Linked DNA regions of Homo sapiens: region 1 is linked to region 2. The links are chromatin loops, found by intact Hi-C in ENCODE. Cell type or tissue: mammary epithelial cell. All regions are shown on one strand.

What was found. Hi-C counts contacts between places; a loop is a spot of excess contacts. Peaks named below come from ENCODE experiments on the same cell type or tissue, not always from the same donor. Only the 100,000 strongest peaks of a DNase experiment are listed, where the experiment ranks them.
Region 1: it touches region 2 in a loop (21-fold over the local background); 14 of 110 quality-filtered maps call a loop at or near these places.

The regions. Positions count from the first base shown.
Region 1 is chr7:24,400,633-24,403,132 of GRCh38, reverse strand. The region is part of intron 1 of LOC107986777 (a long non-coding RNA gene); the gene reads left to right. Among named protein-coding and RNA genes, the nearest start is that of NPY, 120 kb to the right of the region's middle. RefSeq lists enhancers at 552-1,206, 1,207-1,861. In mammary epithelial cell, a CTCF peak has its summit at 956; no DNase peak of the experiment used is centred here; H3K4me3 peaks cover 174 bases; H3K27ac peaks cover 283 bases.
Region 2 is chr7:25,092,462-25,094,961 of GRCh38, reverse strand. No RefSeq gene overlaps it. Among named protein-coding and RNA genes, the nearest start is that of CYCS, 32 kb to the left of the region's middle. RefSeq lists enhancers at 653-732, 753-802. In mammary epithelial cell, CTCF peaks have their summits at 552 and 1,449 (motif pointing right); DNase peaks (open chromatin) are centred at 551 and 1,461.

The DNA.
Region 1 (2,500 bases), 690 kb after region 2:
GTTTCATTTGTGTGGGTCATTTCATTCATCTGGATAAAGTACAGGATTTTTCATAATGAGCCTGCTTTTTAATTTTTCTAATTTTCATTTCCATTAAAGAGACAGTTTACCGGTAGTTCAAAGATTTGTGTGAGTACAAGATGGATTTACGATAATTGTGGAATGTATAATGAATACACAAAAAGGTTTTAGGAAAGCACACAGCAGTGATCACATTTTTCGAGAACAGTTGTTGAGTCTTACTGGTGGCAATGATCATTCACTTTTTCAGCCAGTCGAATCTCTTGTTGCTGTGTTAATAGCTCAGTCATATTTGTAGTCATTTACATGTTTTCAGGCATTAGGCATTCCATTTGGTTAGAGCATGAGAAATTTTTGACATTAGGAAATAAAAATGCCTTAAATATTATTTGTTAATTGTTTGACATTGGCTGTTAAATTATCAGAGCAGCACCTATAGTAAGGGAATAAATTATGAAGCTGAATGCTAAAAACAATGCTTACCCTTTCATAAGACTAGACTACATTTTTTAAGCAAAGGATAAAGCCCGAGTCTTTTCATTCTATAGGTGACATTACTATATAGTTAAGCATCTTAACCAAGTCAGAAACAGAACAAAACGGCCAGGAGTAATTTTAATTTTGCCATCTAATGTATGAGAGGTAGGAAATACTATGTCTCAATTTTTTAAAAATGAAAACAAAACACTAGAAAGGCTCTAAAATAAAACACTCTTTTCACAGTTCTTCAAGCAACCTACCAACCTCCTACCAATTCAAACTACAGTTCTAAGGGGGAAAGAGGCCTCTAGTAATTTCGGGGTTGTGGGGGAAAGGCATGGGGCTTACTGAACGGAAGATAATGAAAGTCTTGTCTTGCTACTCTGCATTTTTACCTTGAATTTATTAGGTGTATGCTTTCCCTTTCTGTAATACATTATGCACTCCCTCTAGTGTCAGAATTTGTATATGATCCGAAACCAAGTTTGATAAAGTGCTGCTATAAACATTAGAGTAAGGTTCAGGCTTCTAATTGTGCCATATTTCAAAGATATTAAAGGCCACCTAATAACATGAAGAACAGCCCTGCATGAAGTCACCCTGGCTAAGAAAAGAACGCATATTTTAACCTGTGTTATGAAGAGTTTCATGCGCGTCTGTGTGAACAGACCACCAAACAGGCTTTGTGTGAGCAACATGGCTGTTTATTTCACCTGGGTGCAGGCAGGCTGAGTCCGAAAAGGCAGATAAGTGTCGGGGGGGCGTTTTATAGGATTTGGGTACGTAAAGGAAAATTACAGTCAAGGGGGTTTGTTCTCTGGTGGGCAGGAGTGGGGGTCGCAAGGTGCTCAGTGGGGGTGCTTTTTGAGCCAGGATGAGCCGGGAAAAGGACTTTCACAAGGTAATGTCATCACTTAAGGCAAGGACCGGCCATTTACACTTCTTTTGTGGTGGAATGTCATCAGTTAAGGTGGGGCAGGGCATATTCACTTCTTTTGTGATTCTTCAGTTACTTCAGGCCATCTGGGCGTATACATGCAAGTCACAGGGGATGCGATGGCTTGGCTTGGGCTCAGAGGCCTGACATTCCTGCTTTCTTATGTTAATAAGCAAAATAAAACAAAATAGTGTTGAAGTGTTGGGGCGGCGAAAATTTTTGGGGGGTGGTATGGAGAGAGAATGGGTGATGTTTCTCAGGGCTGCTTCAAGCGGGATTAGGGGTGGCGTGGGAACCTAGAGTGGGAGAGATTAAGCTGAAGGGAGGTCTTGTGGTAAGGGGTGATATTGTGGGGATGTTAGAAGAAACATTTGTCGTATAGAATGATTGGTGATGGCCTGTATACAGTTTTGGATGAATTGAGAAACTAAATGGAATAACAGAAGGAGAAAAACAGGTATAAAAGGTCTAAGAATTGGGACGACTCAGGATATCTGATTAGAGAGTGCCTAAGGAGATTCAGCATAGTCCTGCCCGCAAAGATTATTTATTTACTTCAAGAGTTAAGAGTGGCAGTTTGGGGATAGCACCAGGAGATTATCAGCTGTGATGGCTTGGAAAAACAGTGTAAACCGGCAGTGTAAACAAGAGCAGGGCATGTATGAGTAGTTGAGAACGAATAGGAGTATGACTAGACAGAAGATAGTAGGGATGACAAGTTTTTTGGGGGCACAGTCTAAGTTGGTCTGGTGTCTGGAATGAGACTGGGGCCTAATAAAAACGAGCGTCTATACAGAAGCTTAAATGGGCTGTACCCTGTAGCATTCCGAGGACAGGCCTGAATTCTGAGAAGGGAAAGTGGTAAAAGTATTGTCCAGTCCTTTTTAAGTTGCTGGGTGAGCTTGGTGAGGTGTGTTTTTAAAAGACCTTTAGTCCGTTCTACTTTTCTTGAAGATGGAGGACCGTAAGGGATATAAAGGTTTCACTGAATACTAAGAGCCTGAAAAACTGCTTGGCTGATTTGACTAATAAAGGCTCATCTGTTATCAGACTGTAGGAATT
Region 2 (2,500 bases):
AGGGCAACTTATTGTTGGAAGACTTAAAAATGAAACATATCAACAATGACAATGCATGGATTTTATTTGGGTCCAAATTCAAGCCAACTAACTTAATAATTTATAAGGCAATTAGGAAAATGTAAATAATGACTGCATGAATAACTGATGATATTAAGAAAGTGTTTGATTTTCTCAGGTGTTCCAATGAAATATTTACAGATTAAATGACATAATGTCTGGGATTTGCATCAAAATAACCTAGAGGCAAGGCCAGGAGTAGGTTGGGGAACAGATGAAACAAGAGTGGACAAGATGGAGACGATTACCATAAACTGATAATTGTTGAAGCCAGGTAATGGGTTCAGGGAGTTTCATTATACTGCTTTCTTTCTCTTTTTAAAAATACTTGCAGTTGTCTACAGTTAAAGAAAAATATCATTTAAAAAGGTGGTTGAGCCCGGGCGCAGTGGCTCACGCTTGTATTCGTGTTTCCACTGAGTCAGCTGCAGGCTGAGGGGAGAAAGCTCTGCCTGATCTAAGTACTGCATTACATTTTGTGTCCACTGGGCGGCAATATCAACATTTGATCCTGCCTGCCACTAAATCCTCAGGAGGCAGCAGTGCCAGATTACATCTGTGTCTGTGAAGTTCCACCTTTCCCGCTTCTGATCATTTTCTTCCCCCATTCTCCACCCTGTCAAACGTGGAGCTGCCAGAGCCACGGTGACTGGGAAAGAGGAGCAGACGGTACAGGCTAGGAAACAGAGAGGAGGCTGATCTTCCCACCTTTCCTCAAGTTGGGGTAGAGGAAAGGCTTTCATCTTAAAGACTTGCATTTTTGTTTTGTTTTGTTTTGTTTGTTTTGTTTGTTTGTTTGTTTGTTTTTTGAGACGGAGTCTCGCTCTATTGCCCAGGCTGGAGTGCAGTGGCGCGATCTCGGCTCACTGCAAGCTCTGCCTCCCGGGTTTATGCCATTCTCCTGCCTCAGCCTCCTGAGTAGCTGGGACTACAGGCGCCCGCCACCATGCCCGGCCAATTTTTTGTATTTTTAGTAGAGACGGGGTTTCACCGTGTTAGCCAGGATGGTCTCGATCTCCTGACCTCGTGATCCGCCCGCCTCGGCCTGCCAAAGTGCTGGGATTACAGGCGTGAGCCACCGCGCCCGGCCTAAAGATTTGCATTTTGACTAATGCATGAGATAAAATTTTAACTAGTGGCTTGGCCCTAGACAAGACCAGAGGATTTTTTTTTATTACCTAAGAGTAGAGCTGATACTGAGCCAGTCCACACCATTATGGCCGGACCCATTGTCAAAATACTCAAATCTCCTGTACTAGTTGGTAAATAGCCCCAGCCTGCACCCCTGGTGTTCACTCACCCACCGCCCTGGCTGCCATGACCCTGATGCTGGAACCCTCCATGAGCCCTGCCATGCAGAAACTAAAGAGGTCACACTTGGCCCAGCAGGGGGCCCCCAAGAGCTGCTCCACTTTGGCCAGTGTGAGTTCCAATTGGGGTTGCAGCTGAAACAATTATTAAGATTGGCCAGAGAAATCACGGGACAGGGAAGGGCAGGAACCAGTCCCACTAAGCCTGTGGGGGAAAGGAATAAAGTTATTTTCACTGTACTTCCTTTTGGTTAAAGTACTGATTACACAATTATTGACATACTTAGGAAAATCAACAACCACAATGACAAAATGAAGGAAATGAAAAAGTCAGAGTTGCAGGGTATAAGATACACCTATGCAAATAAACTGCATTTCTACACCAAGTTAAATTTTAAATGATTAAAAATTCCATTCATAACAGCAAAAAGGCACTAGTAATTCAAGACAGGAGATTTTGTCAAGGAAGTAATTTCTTTTTTTTTTTTTTTTTGAGACGGAGTATCGCTTTGTCGCCCAGGCTGGAGTGCTGTGGCGCGATCTCGGCTGTTTGCAACCTCTGCCTCCCGAGTGAAAGCGATTCTCCTGCCTCAGCCTCCTGAGTAGCTGGGATTACAGGCGCACGCCACTGTGCCCGGCTAATTTTTGTATTTTTAGTAGAGACGGGGTTTCACATGTTGGTCAGGCTGGTCTCTAACACCTGACCTCGTGATCCGCCCGCCTCAGCCTCCCAAAGTGCTGGGATTATAGGCATAAACTACCGCGCCCGGCCGGAAGTAATTTCTAAATCCCGGGAGAAGATAGAAAAAAAAAAAAAGCAAGCCACATGAGCATGAATGGAAGAAGACTAAACATGGGAAGATGGTAATAGGATCTAGGTCACTGGTTTTCAAAGCACGTTCCTTGGATCAGCTTCTCTACTAAGAACTTGAATATGGTATCTCTCACCCTTCACAGCATCCCTATCGGCTGGACATCATCACCCACACTTACCAATGAGGAATGGAGGTTAGAGGGGGTAAAGTGCTCAGCGCCTGAGGTCCCTCCCAGAGTTTCTAAGTGGCAGCACCAGGGTTCAAATACAGCTCTGCTTGACTCCAAAGCTATATTTTTCCTACCAAACAAGGCTG